Linked DNA regions of Homo sapiens: region 1 is linked to region 2. A link is a loop called in an ENCODE intact Hi-C map of the cell type or tissue named here. Cell type or tissue: B cell. All regions are shown on one strand. Links, peaks and the distances in the headings refer to the core of each region. The heading gives the core; the rest is flanking DNA.

Region 1 (6,992 bases), core at 1,814-4,313, 91 kb before region 2:
GTGTTCTGTGTGTGAGCTGGTCCATCCTTTATTTGCCCTCTGGCCTATAAATGGACATTTCCATTATTTCACTCCCACACACAGCCCTGAACAGGCCTCACTGTGCACTCCAGCAGTTTCTCCAAGATAGGTACCCAGCTGAACCCCTGGCACTACTGAAGAGGACGGGTACCAAATTTGTGATCGGTATTATATAAAAACTTGCCTTCTGGGAAGTCCAAACTAAGCTCTCCTTACTCTTGGACTTCCAATCACTCTGTTGGGTTGGCTTTTAAAGCTGGGCCAAGGAGAACTTTTCAACCATCTTGGCTTGCCCTGTTGGTGGGTGGGAGACAGGGTCCCCGGCCTGGGGCAATTTCAGGGAGAAGGGGAAGAACTCCCCCAGTCCCCAAATTTCTCTCCCATCTAAATGCCCCCCGACCTGAAAATGGAGATAATAATAGACCTTCCCTCACAGAGTCTTTCTGGGGACGCTGTGAAAAACAGCCAGGATGGAGATCTGGTGCAGAGGGACAAGGACAATAACAGTCGTAGTGCGACGTCCGGAAGCCTCGCCACGCCGCCCGGAAGCTTCGCCACGCTCCAGGCACTCTTTGAAGGCCCCACCACCATCTTCTCCCTTATGGTGCCTGGCACCCACCATTGTGGTCACTTGCACTAATGCGAGTCCTACCAGTGGCTGGTGCTGGTTCTCACATGCTCCTCTGCATCACACCTGATCCACATCACTCTAACCCAGTGGCCTGTGAGTTCCCATGGCTGACATTAGCTGCAGGGCTGGCCCAGAGCTCTCTTCCAAATTTGCATTCAGAATCCTTCCCCAAAATACCCAATTAAAACCCCAGATGCTGTGTGGACAGCTGGATCCAAAAAGAGCTCTGGGATCAGTGGGACTTACTTACCCAGTCTCAGCTACTCCAAGATCTGGGAAACAGTGGGTTCTTTGGGCCTGGGCCAGGCCAGAGCCTCAGTTTCCCCATCTGTAAGATAGAGGTGGTTGCAGTCAGACTGGATAATTCCAAAGTGCAGTTTTGTTTGTCTCAGACCTCCTGCCCCACCCTCTCCAGCTTATATTCTCAGAAAACATGGTGCTAAAAGGAATGGCCCCGTCTTGGCTCCTATTAGCCTCTGTCTCAGGAGGACAGGGGAGCCCAGGACCAGGGAATCAGTCGGAAGTTCAAGTTCTACTCCTGACTTCAAGTTCTACTCTCCGCCTTCTAGCTGCAGCCCCAGGTGATGTTTGCAAAGGCCCCTGTAACTTAGTGGGTGCTTAGTCATGGTCCCTCCCCTTTCCATGCCTGGGCAGATCTCTGAGCCTCACTTCTCTGAGCCTCAGTTTCCTCACCTCTGCAATGGCTGTGCCTCCCTGCCTGGCCCAGTGCCAGGGCTGTTTGAAGCTAGCAGAGGATGCTGGATGGAAAGAGCTTTTCAGGTAGAAAACCGTGTGCTGTTGGGAAGATTTATTGCTGGGACTGAAAGTGGGAGGTCCAAAGGCCATTGAGGCTGAGACAGTCCCTACCCAGAAGGCTGTGCCAGGGACCAGGCTGCTCTCCCTCCACCCGCACTAGCTGAGCAGAAGGCCTTCTCCCCGAGGCCCTAATGTCTGGTGGTGAGCAGGGGCCGGGCTCTCTTTCAACAGATATTTACCCTTTTATTTTAGAGTGTCTGTCCCCCAAGCAGGGCCCTGGTCAGCGGCTCGATGACCAAGGTCTGGGGAGGGGCACAGGCAGCCTGAATCCTTCCCTTGCTCTCATCCCCCATGTCCTGTGGATTCTCCTTCATTTTCCTCTCTCACCTGCAGCTCCAGGGGACCCTTGCCTCGCCCGTGGCCCCTTGCTGCTCCCGCCACCTTGTCCCCCTCCTTTGTGCTGCCTCCACTTCCACTCTGGCCACCAGGATTCTCTCTGTGTGTGTGTGTGTGTGTGTGTGTGTGTGTGTGTGTGTGTGTGTGTGTGTGTGTTTGAGATGGAGTCTTGCTCTGTTGCCCAGGCTGGAGTGTAGTGGTGTGATCCCAGCTCACCGGGAGACTCTCCCGTGTTCAAGCGATTCTCCTGCCTCAGCCTCCCGAGTAGCTGGGATTACAGGCACATACTGCCACGCCCAACTAATTTTGTATTTTAGTAGAGATGGGGTTTTGCCATGTTGGCCAGGCTGGTCTCGAACTGACCTCAAGCGATCCACCCGCCTCGGCCTCCCAAAGTGTTGGGATTACAGGCGTGAGTCAGCGTGCCCGGCCTCGGGATTCTTTGGAAAATAACATCTGAGCGGTATCTCCTGCCGAGTGCCAGCCTGTGCAGGGCCCTGAGGGGCAGTGGAGCCAAAAGGAGAAGAGACGGCATCCCTGTGCTCTGCACCCTGCTGACCCCCGGCCACTGCTCCCTAGCCCATGTCCTGCTGGGGCGCACCCCACATTCTACCACACAAATCTGTTCCAGCGCCAGACCACACTTCCTCTCTCTCCCCTTGGTGCCTCCCCTCCCCAGCCTAGACCCCTTCCTTTCCCTCCCGCCCTGACGCATCCTGCTTCCAGGCTGGGCGAGGGGAGTCCTGGTCTGTGTTTTCTCGATCGAGTTAGCTACTCAAAATCATATCTGTGTGTCTCCTGAGGGGGTCCGCAAGCCCCACAGGCAGAGGCACACCTGCGTCACAGTGGGGGCCCTGAGCTCAGCCCTAAGTGGCTCCTGAAATGCTCTCTCGAGGCCTGAATGAATCTCCTCCCCCGGCCACCCGGGGCAGTTGGGAGTGTGAGACCTCAGGCTTGGCCCGGCAGAGCTATATTTAGACACCAGGGCCAAGGCGAGCTTCTGAGGCTGAGGAGGTGGCGGGGCCCACAGTGGGGCCCCAGGGGAACCGCCTCATCGAGGGGACCGTCCCTAGGTGACAGGCCAGAGCCCATTCTGGCTGCTTTGGCTTCCACTGCCCCCAAAACGGCAGAGGAAGGATTCTGTTTGAACAAAGGAGGTTCTCTGGCTGGTTTGGTGTGTGTATTATAGCTGGAAAAAATAAGTTCTGGGCCGGCCGGTCAGCTCCAAGGGTGGCCCAGGGCTGGGGGGCCAGGGCGAAAGTGGGGGTTTCCTGGCCAGCCCCTGGGCTGGCTCCTGTCTGCTGCAGCAGCCTGCATGGCTGTCCTCCCCACTGTACCTCGGGCAGGCATCGTGCCAGGCCAGGGTGCGGCTGCCCGGCGGGTGAGGAGGGGCTGCCCTGGCCCCGCTGCTCGCTGCCCGGCTCTTGGGGCGGGCTGGAGGCAGGATGGATGTTCGCAATAATTACCCAGCTGCAGCTTCCCCAGAGCTGCCGCCATAGCAACGGTGCCGGGCGCCCCAGCCGGCCAAGTGGCAGGAGGGGGATGTGGGCACTGTGGGCAGGTCGGGGAGTGGGGTGGCACGAGCCCCAGGCACAGCCCCACTGGCTCCCTTTGTCAGCTCCCTCACTGGCCCACCCCTTCCCCGGAGGCCGGGGGAGGGGGGCTTTGTCTGGGCATAGGGAGGTTGGCACAGCCCAGGAGAGGCTCCGGCAGACGCCCCATTCCCACTGCCAGGGCCCATGTGGCAAGGGGAAGCAGGTGTCAGGAGGGCTGGGAGCGCTCAGGGTCCCCATGGCTCAGGGTTCAGTGGAGGGTGTGCTGTGCCCCACCTGGTGGCCCCCACACACCCCGGGTCCCCTGGTCTCATTGTGCACAGTGCTGTCTTCTTTCTCTAGAAGGGAGTGTGTGGGCACTGGGCACTCCCCAGGGAGGACTCCACTCACCCTGCCTTGCAGGGGTCCTCTTGGAGCAGGCCTTGGGCAGAACTGGCTTTGGGTGGGGCTTTACCTGTGGGGGAGGCCCTGGGGACCCCCATAATCCTGCCCTCATGGTACCCGTCCCCTCTCTCTGTACTTGGAAGCCCTGACAGTCCCTCCCTCCTGTGAACATTCAGTCTGATGAAGAGACTGTGGTTAGCTCCATTTTCCAGATGGGGAGACTGAGGCCAGAAAGGTCTAGGACTTGTTTGGGATCACAGAGCTCAAGTCTGTGGAGCCCCAACCCCGTCCAGTGTTGCCACCATGGTCATCTGGCAGCACAGCCTAGTGGTGACCGAAGAGTGCAGGGCCTGCAACCCAGGGGCCTGGCCAGCCTTGCCCAGCTTCAGTTTTCTCCTCTGTAAGATGGGGATGGAACTGGAGCTCTCTGTATGGGGTTGTTGCGTGGATTCGAGGAAACTGCACGGAAGGCGAAACGCCTGGCACGTGGGCAGTGTTAGCTGCTGCTGTTGTTGTTGGAAATATTATTTTTTATTATTGTTGTTACAACACGTGGGGGCGGACCTCGATGCTCACCAAGGTCCCTTTTGGCTCTGGTCTCCTGGGGCGCTCCGGGTGGGCGCTAGTCACCACAGGCATGCTGGGAAGTGGGAAGCTCGCAGCCTACTGAGAAGGTGGGTGTTAATCCCCTGATCCCACAAGTGCGTCTGGGCGTGGGCTGGGTGAGAATGAGGTAGGAGACACAGGACTGAGGCGGAACCCGCGCTGTGGGGGTGAGACCCTGTTTATACAGAGTGATAGGGGCCTGTCCTGGGGGTCGTCCTGGAAAGGTCAGAAGAAGGGCGTTCTAGAAGGTGGTCTTGCTTGAGGAACCAAAGGGGAGCCAGAGTCCTGGAGCACAGGGAGGGACAGAAAGGGACAGGGAGACTGAGGGTGGAGCGGTCCACTGGGGAGGACTGGGTTCCTGGGGCTTCGAGGGCCACCCATGGAGGACAGGGTTGTTTTTGAGACAGTCTTCCTCTGTCACTTAGGCTGCAGTGCAGTGGCACGATCTCGGCTCACTGCAACCTCAACTTTCTGGGCTCAAGTGATCCTCCCGCCTCAGCCTCTCAGATAGCTGGGACTACAGGTGTGCGCCACCACACCTGGCTAATTTTTGTATTTTTTTTTGAAATGGGGTTTTGCCATGTTGCTCAGGCTGGTCTCGAACTCCCGGACTCAAGCGATCCTCCCACCTCGACCTCCCAAAATACTTGACTGCACCTGGCCGAGAGATTTTGGAGTGATTCTAGAAGCTGGGGAAAGCTAGCAAGGGGCTTTAAATAGAGTAGGTCAGTATGCATGTGTTGAATGAATGGGTGAATGAACAAATGATTGAATGAAAGCTTTATTCTGCCTTGGCCAACCACAGAGCCTCTCTCCCTCCACCTTTCCCTCCTTCCTGTCTCATACCCCTTCCCTCATCACCCCAGCCCTCCCTGGCTGGCTCAGTTTTGTCATTTATAGCCACTGCCCCTAGGAACCCACAGTCATATGGTGGAAGACTGACAAGTAAAGGGAAGAATTCTAGTGCAGCAATCTGGCCAATATGGAGGAGGGTTCTGAGAAAGGACAGCTGACACCAGGCCAGTCAGGGCATTGCCTGAGAGGGGTGTTGAAGGATTAATAGGAGTTCACTAGGCTGCCGAGGCAGAGGACGCAGCATCTGCATAGGCTCCGCAGAGTATGCTGTGGGAGATTTTTAGTCGTTTCATGGGGTAGTGACAAATAAGGATAGCTACATTTATTGAGCACCCACTGTATATCCTAGTCCAGTGCTACACACATGAGATTATTGGAATCGCACAATTGAAACCCTGCTCCCCTTGTGGCAGAGACCTATTTCACTTTCATGGATGAGAAATCAAGGTTCAGATAAGTTAAGTAACTTGCCCAAGGTCACACAGCAACTACAAAGCCTATGCTCTTAATGACCCAGGGGGTGGTAAGGGGTGGGTTGGAGAGACAGGCCAAGCTGGAACAGGAAGGATCCTGAAGGCCAGACTAGGGTGTCAAGACCTAATCCTGGGGCCACCAGAGGCCCATGGTAGGGTTTTGAGTAAGGGCAGGAGGTCTGGCCTGTGTTTGAGACAAAGACTCTGTGGCCTATTTGGAGGGTGTACAGGGTAGCTGAGACTAGCCTGGAGGCTACTGCAATAGTCCAGGCGAGGGCTGACCCCAAGGGGGACATGCTTGGTGAAGGGGAGGAAGGGATGTCTTTAGGGGAGACAGTGAGACAAATGCAAGACCAGGGGAGTGGGCTGAGGCCACTGGTTGAAGTGCAGATCAAGATCAGAGTTCGGGTCCGATAAGTCTAACAGGGAGTTCGGCTCCGATGAGTCTAATAGGGAGTTGATGCTCTTTCCTGCTTTCCAGCCAGTTACTATTTCCTTGATATGTAAAAGACCACATTTTCTGGTCGAGCATGGTGGCGGGTGCCTGTAATCCCAGGTACCCAGGAGGCTGAGGCAGGAGAATCGCTTGAACCCGGGAGGTGGGGGTGTAGTGAGCTAAGATCGTCCAAACTGCCCTCCAGCCTAGGGGAGAGAGGAAGACTCGGTCTCAAAAAAAAAAAAGACTTCACATTTTCTCCTTTGTAAAATTATAGGCATTTTTTAAAAGGTAAGTGGGAGAGGGAGGGTAGTTCTTAACCCACAGTAGAGGGAGGGTAGTTCTTAACCCACAGTGGCGACAATGGCGCTGGCTGCTGGTGGCTCTTGGGCCCAGTGGTGCCACTGGGGGTTTTCTCCAGAGTCTCCAAGGCCCCTAACAGGCCAAGGGCAGAAGGCCTTGCTCGTGGTGGCAGCGACCTTCAAGTGTGCATACGGGACCCGGCATTTGTGAGGGGTCCAGCAGGGGTCAGACTGCCCTAGATCCGTACCAAAAGTTGCTGGGACCGCAGAAATTGGAGAAGCTTCTGGAAGCCTGGCAGCAGCACACTTGACCTCTCTCTCTGGGCTTCCCGAGGCTGGGCCGGTGAACCGAGGCCCCCTAGCCTGCCCGCTGCTCGGGGAATATTGTCACCAGCAGGCCAGGCAGGTGGCGGCTCGTGCTGCAGGTGCTGTGTCACCTGAGCCGGGGTCATGGCCCCTCCACAGGGAGGAGGGAGCCAGGCTCACAGCACAGCCTGCCCGCCGGCCCTCTTCCCCACCGCCACAGAGGAACCATGGCCAGGAGCCTTTCCTGGCCCAGAATCTGGAATGAGGATGCTG
Region 2 (6,992 bases), core at 1,625-4,124:
TGCCCCCGTGCCCAACTTCCAGGGAAGGGAAGTGGCTGTTCTAAAACAGACACCCAGTTCCACTAGCTGCTTGCCTGGGTGCTCGATTGAGGAATTCACTCAGCTGGCCCATGGAGAGCCAGGGTTCAAACCTAGGCAGGATGGCTGCAGAACTCACGTGCTTAACCACGTGACAGGGTGTGCCCAGTGCTTTGCTGGAGCAGGCAGAGAAAGCCATGGCCCTGCCCTTGGGCTGGGACCCAGAGGGTCCAGCCACTGGAACAAAGCCCTGCAGCTGGCAAGAAACTGAGTCTCCCAACGCCCAGCCCTAGACACTCTGTGCCGCCCCCCACCCCACCCCACCCCCACTGGAGCCCCTGGGCACTGGGCTCTGGTCCTTCTGCTCTCATCCCAAAAGCAGCTCTCAAGCTGTTCCCTGGCTGAGATGCTGATTTGAAGCTCGGTTTGCATGTCGTTTGCACATTACTCAGTGTATGTCAGAAGGTACGAACATCTCCCTTTCCGGGAGAGGGCTGCCGGGCCCCCCTGCCCTCCTCCAGACAGCAAAAATGCCAGCCGGCTAGACGGGAGCGACGCCCTGGCCTCTGACGGCACCCGCCTGCCGCTGCCTCCCCCATTCCCTCCTGGAGCCAAATTTAGGCAGCTCTGCTACTGAGAGATGGGGAGAGCGGAGGCAGGAAACGGTGAGGTTGGAGGCAGCCTGGCCTTGGCCCTCCCAGAGTGGAGCAGCCCCAGGGGTGCCCCTGTCCCTAAAGCTCTGGGTGCAGTCTCCCCCCACCCCTCCTCTCACTGGAATGCTGGCGGGGTTGGGGAACGCTGGGTTCTCAGCTGCAGCCCAGGGTGCTGGCTACCCCAGCCATGAAGGAGGAGGGAGGGAGGGAGGGAGGGAGGGAGGGAGGGAGGGAGCGAGGGAGGGAGGGAGGAGGTCATGGCCGGGGCAGTGGGGAAGGGATCAGATAGCCTCCTCCTGCCCCAGACACCCGCCGCCACTGGGGACACAGAGCCGGTTCTGCTTCTTGGACACTTCCTGCCCCTCCTTGGTGTGCACCCCCCAACCCTGGGCCTGATTGTGGGTGGGGGGCAGGGGACACAGCCAGGCCTGAGGGGACTGAACCCTCCCTGCCCCCCAAAGGCTCTCCCAGGCCATCTCTGACTCAGGCCAGCCTCGCACCTGAATGGTCTTGGTTCACCTACCTGGGAAATGGAAGGGGTGGCCTAGAATGACTTCCAAGCAGCTGCCTGCACTGACAGTAGGAGCTTTTGGGAGGCCTGACAGAAATGAGGGTTGTGGGCTGGGTGTGGTGGCTCATGCCTGTCATCCCAGCACTTTTGGAGGCCGAGGCAGTGGGATCACTTGAGGCCAGGAGTTCGAGACCAGCCTGGCCAACATAGGGAAACCCTGTCTCTATTAAAACTGCAAAAATTAGCCAGGCATGGTGGTGTGTGTCTGTAATCCCAGCTACTCGGGAGGCTGTAGCAGGAGAATCGCTTGAACCCAGGAGCCGGAGGTTGCAGTGAGCCGAGATGGTGCCATTGCACTCCCTCCTGGGCTACAGAGCAAGATTCCGTCTCCAAAAAAAAAAAAAAAGAAACGCGGGTTGTGGCAGTGGCTTTAGGCCTAGAAACTTCTTCGATTTCTCAGGTATGGCTAGGAGAGGCAGCTACTCACGATGCTGGGACAGAACCTGCGTGGGCTGAACTGAGGAAAGGAAGAAGAGGTGTGTGCTGGATTTCAGCCACCACGAATCCAGGGGTGGGACTAATGGAGCCCAGTAGTTGGTATCCTGGGGTCTGACTCCCTGGATTTGAACCCCAGCTCTGTCACTCTGTACCTTGTGACTGTGGGCAAATCGCTTCAGCTCTTCTGTGCCTTTGCTTCCTCACCCTGGGACAACAGATCTCTCGTTGCTGTTGCGAAAGTGAAACGAGGCCGTGAGTGCTTGGCACACAGTAGGTGCACCGCGACGCCAGCCACCAGTGTGACTGTTTTGTCTCCCAGGACGGTTAGGAGGCCCCGGAGCCACAGCAGATGTGGATGTGGACGCGGTGGGAGGCGCAGTATCTTGGTTGTTAAATGGGCACGGGGATGGGGGGTTCAAGTCTGCGTGACCCTGGGCAAATGGCCACACCCCGCTGCGCCTTGGGCGGGGAGCAGCAGAGGCACTGACCGCGGAGGGTCTGTGAGGACTACGGGAGATCAGGCTTGGCACGGCGCCTGGCACATAGCGGGCGCTCCCTGAAGGAGAGCTGGCAAGATCGAATGGTACCGCCCTGCACAAAGGACAGGTGGGCAGCGTCCCGGGGGGGCGGGGCAGGGCAGGTGCGCCGGGAGCCGGTTGGCGGGGCCGGAAGGGGGACGCGAGGCCGGCGGGCGCGCGCGCAGCAGGTGCGCGTGGGGTGGGCGGGGCCCGCGCGGGCGCGGTCTCCAGGTGAGCGGGCGCGCGCCTAGAGGCTGGAGACAGGGGGAGGCCAGCCGCCCTGGCCCGCCGCAGCCGAGCGTCCCTGTGTCTTTAACGCCCCCGTTCCTGCGTGTCCCCCCCCCGCCCCGTTGGTGCGCCCCCCCCCCCCCACTCCCAGCCGGGCTGCAGCCGCGGAGCCGTCCCCCCTGCACTGACAGCTGGTATCTAATTACTGTGTGAGAATGGAAAGTCAGGCTGTCCCAGCTCCGGGGAGAGGGGATTAACGTCTCCTGCAGAATACACTTCCTCTGGTGGGTTGCCATGGTTACTCTCATTACCTGCCTGCCCGCGAGGAGCCCGCGCGAGCCGCTCCAGCAGGCCCTCCGAACCCAGCCCGGCGCGCGCGCGCCTTCCCGCCCCTCCCCGCCGGGGCGCACGCGCCTGCGCCGTGAAGAGAGCGCGGCCGCCTCGCCCCCGCCCCTGCCCCCCGCCCGAGCAGCTGTCAGCGGCGCGCGCGGCCAGCTCGGCCCCAGCGCGCGCTGTCAACAGTCATTAGCGCGGCCCACTCCCCTCCCCCTCCAGCCCCACCTCTTCCCCCGGCCCTGGGTGGGGCCCGCACCTGGGGCTCTCCGCTCGTTAGCGCGCCCAGGGCGCCTCCTCGGCCCGAGAGGGACCCGCCCGCGGGGCCTGGCTGGCTCAGGGCTACCTCCTTCCGCCTAGGACCCCCCCTTCGGTGACTCCCGATTCCCTGTCCTAGGCTGCGGTGCCCCGGGAGGCGGGTCGCCAGAGTAGCAGACAGAGCTCTTTAATGGGTGTCTTCTAGGGCGGGTGCTGTTTGTGCATCATTTGGGTTCCCACACACTTCCTATGAGGTGGCGAAAGCCATTATGCCTATGGTGTCTGCTCACACAGGGGGAAACTGAGGCCCAGGCAGGACAGCCCCTTGCCTGGGGTGGGGGCTGGGTTGTCCTTAGGCCTGTGACTTCACCTCTACAGCACCCTCCTGTGGACCCTCTCCCTGCCCCCGCCAGGCCAGAGTCCTGCAGCCAGGCCCAGACCCTGGCCTGTCCGTCCGGGGATGCTGGACAGTACTCCTCCCTCCAGCCCTCATAAGTCATTGTCATTCGGATCTGCATTTCCCCAGCCCCTCTCCTTCTAACTGGGGGGCACTGTGGCCCACTGTGCCCCTTTCTCTTCCCATTCCTTCCCCCTACACCCATTCCAGACATCCCAGAGTTAACAAAACCCAAAAGAAAGAGAAAAAAGACTCAGAGCTGCTTGGAGGAGATGACATCCTCAAATGTAGCGCCGTTGTTTGAGGGGCTGGTCCCAGGCACCTTTCTCTGTGGCCTGGGGTGTGCGTTTTGGTCCCCAGCGTGATTTGAAAGAAGATGGAGGTTCAGCGAAGCAGAAAGGAGGTCTTGGAATATGTGAGGCCTGTTCCAGATGGCAGGTGCGACTCGGTGGTGGCGGTGGCGGCGGCAGCTACGCGCTAACAGTTGGAGATTGTGCACAAGGGTGGAGAAGAGGCAGGTGCTATATTGAGTCCTCAGCGCCTTGTTTATGTATTTATTTATTTATGGGGAGAGTGTGGTCCCATCCCTCTGCCCCATCCAGGCCTACGAAGCTCAATGGAACTTTGGGTCCTAAAATTCTGGGGTAAATTCCTATTTTGGAGGGTTTTTTTTTTTTTTTCAATTTCCAGTCCCCAGTAGGTAGTATTCAGAACCGAGAGAAATTAAAATACTGCCTTTGTCCCAGTGAAGCAATACCCTCTCTTCAATCACCTGATTGCCCTTTACAAATTATGACAGCTTCTCTTGGGGATGCTGAAGAGAGGGTTTCTGGGTGTTTGGGTGATGGTCTTCATTCTGGTTTTCTTTTCTTTTTGTTCTCTTAGTTTAGTGTGGTTTTCAATTTCCTCTCCACCTCCTCCTTCCTTTCCCTGTGGGGCCCCTTTGCAGGAGACTGACTCCTCCCCCTTGCTTCTTTTTTCAGCCCCACCAGGAGCTGAAATGAGACTTTACAGGAATCCCCCCAGAAGCTTCTAAAACTCCAGTTCTGGCTGACTTTTTTTTTTTTTTTTTTGAGATGGGGTCTCACTGTGTCACCCAGGCTGGAGTTTAGTGGTACGGTCATGACTCACTGCAGCCTACACCTCCCCAGGCTCAAGTGATCCTCCCACCTCAGCTTCCTGAGTACCTGGGACTACAGTCGAATGCCGCCACGCCCAGCTAGGTTTTTTGCATTTTCTGTAGAGACCTCCTGGCGGCGGGGGGTGGGGGGAGTGGGGGTCACCGTATTGCCCAGGCTGGTCTTGAACTCCTGAGCTCAAGCGATCCTCCCACCTCTGTCTCCCAAAGTGCTGGGATTAGAGGCGTGAGCCATTGCACCCAGCCCTGACTGAATTTATTAAGGCTGGGTTTTGGGGACAGGAGGAATGGCATGATTGCAGAAGTTGGGAAGAGCATGCTAGTAATTAATATGCAGGGTAATTTTTGTCTGTGATCTCAGCCACTTTGATGGCCTGGATGGGATGGAGCGGCATCCTCACATTTGCCTGTGCAATCAGCCCCCTGAAGTCCTGGGCTCCCTCCCACGTGGTAGCCAAAGATTTGCTTCCTTTGGGGTGGGCTCTACTGGCTGACTTTCTCGTCCAATAGCAATCTCGTTGATTTTTATTCCTTGTCAAGAGCTGGATCCGAAATGCACCAGAAGGCCTATCCTAAGGCCTTTCTCTGTGGTTTTTTCTTCTACCATCGGAGAAACCCAGTTGAGAAATGTCTCCGCTATTTAGCCGCATCCTCTCAACCATGGCCTCGTCGTTGCTGGAAGGCACACTCTACTAATATAGTGATGGTGGCACACTAAATGGCACCCTGGTGGCCTAAAACTGTGATCCCACCTTGATAAGTATGTAACTTATTACCAGCAAGTGACTTCGAAGCTCTAATGGAGATGACAGAACTGCAATCCATTAGCAACTGGACCTCACTTCACCATCAGGGGCAGGGGTCCATTTAATTGGCTCATGTGGGGAGACAGGCAAGATTCAGTCCGATTCAGGAGCTCCCTGAGGTCGCCCCGGCAGGAGCCTGTCTAATGGCCTGGTAAGACATGCCGATCCCCCTCTTAGGTCTGCAGCCTGGGAATTAGCATGCTGAGCATTCAGATCCATCTGAGGAAAACGAGGAAGCCAGAAAGGACCTGCCAAGGGATGCCCTGCTTAAGTATTTATTAACTTTGCCAGGGAGGACTTAAAAATCTGATGTCAGGATGCAGGGCGTTCCTGCTCTTTCTATCCATAATCCACATTAAGTCTCTGGGCAGATGTGTTGAATTTATACTAATGTTGCCCAATAAGATTCTTTTGTTCTCACCATTAGGAAAATTGGCCTTCATCGGAAATGAAAATATTAATATATTAGGCCAGGAAGCACAGAGCATGTCTATATTTAATGAGCCAATACCTGTTTTCCTACAGTTACCTCCCTGGCTCAATCATGGAGACATTCTGATCAGCAGTTCTCAAAATCTGTCTTGCATCAGAATCATCTGGGGGGGCCTGTTAAAACCCCCAGCACATCAGATTTGGTAGGTTTAAGGTGGAACCTGAAAATGTGCATTTCTAACAAGTTCCCAGGTGATGCCAATGCTGCTGGTCTAAGGACCATTGCTGTAATATTTTGAAATATCAGATGTATTTAAGTAGACATTTGGTGATTTTGTCAATGACTTGCCACCTAGCTTTTCATTTAGAACCCAAATGGGCTGGTGTTAAGGGAGCTGGTGATGTCCAAGAATGTAGCTCCATAAATGTGTAGGTTTTTTTTGTTTTTGTTTTTGTTTTAGAGATGGGTCTTGCTGTGTTGCCCAGGCTAGACTCAAACCCCTGGGCTCAAGTGGTCTTCCCATCTCAGCATCCTGAGTAGCTGAGACTACAGGCATGCGCCACCATGCCCAGCTTCTCCATAAATTTTTAAAACTATTGCCATGTCTGATTCTGTTGGCCTGGCTCTGGCAGGCTGTTTGGGGGTTGGATGGTTCGAAAGGATGGTGTGTGTTACCATGGCAATGTTCTTCTCCATGCAGGAAGGCCCCAGAGGTTGATCCTACACAAGTGACTGTGTGTTTTTCGTGGTTCTTCCCATGGGGTGATACAGGGTTCCATTCCATTACTCCTGCTAGGTGTTTCCAGGAAGCTGGGATAGGCAGGAGACTCCAAGTCCCTTCTTGATCCAGCCTATAGATAAAGTGAACTTCCTTTGTCAATTCACTGTCCAGTTTGCTTAGGGCAATGGATTAGATGAAGCTAATTTGGGTACCAGGCAGAAGGGGGATGGCAGGGGCTTCCCAAGTCTACAGGGAAGGTGCTTTCTGCTTCCTTTATTAGCAGCTCTTCCCTTGCAGCACTGTCTGGATCCTTAGCTAGGGAAGGCCTGCCTCCCCTGCAGCATTTAGCATGAAGGTTATTACCTCCATGGATGCAAGGGATAGCAGAGATGTCTGCGGCACGTGACTACTGTCGGATCCCTTTGTTGCTGTCTTCTCAGGGTTCTCCTTGAAGGCCACGTAGACATCCTGGCGTTCTTC

The links. Peaks named below come from ENCODE experiments on the same cell type or tissue, not always from the same donor. Only the 100,000 strongest peaks of a DNase experiment are listed, where the experiment ranks them.
Region 1: it touches region 2 in a loop (3-fold over the local background); 4 of 110 quality-filtered maps call a loop at or near these places.

The regions. Positions count from the first base shown.
Region 1 is chr20:32,623,599-32,630,590 of GRCh38, reverse strand. No RefSeq gene overlaps it. Among named protein-coding and RNA genes, the nearest start is that of NOL4L-DT, 40 kb to the right of the region's middle. RefSeq lists a silencer at 3,199-3,268 and an enhancer at 6,787-6,992. In B cell, for the core only: no CTCF peak of the experiment used is centred there; DNase peaks (open chromatin) are centred at 2,750 and 3,260; H3K4me3 peaks cover 980 bases; H3K27ac peaks cover 463 bases; H3K27me3 peaks cover 526 bases.
Region 2 is chr20:32,532,377-32,539,368 of GRCh38, reverse strand. All of the region lies in intron 1 of NOL4L (nucleolar protein 4 like), which reads left to right. It overlaps LOC105372592 (a long non-coding RNA gene), which reads right to left and starts at 2,776. Exons shown (of 3, transcript XR_007067563.1): 1 at 2,738-2,776; 2 at 1,833-1,908. RefSeq lists enhancers at 1-685, 1,657-2,628, 4,449-4,743 and silencers at 2,269-2,378, 2,809-3,188. In B cell, for the core only: no CTCF peak of the experiment used is centred there; DNase peaks (open chromatin) are centred at 2,108, 2,828 and 3,818; H3K4me3 peaks cover 2,375 bases; H3K27ac peaks cover 1,913 bases.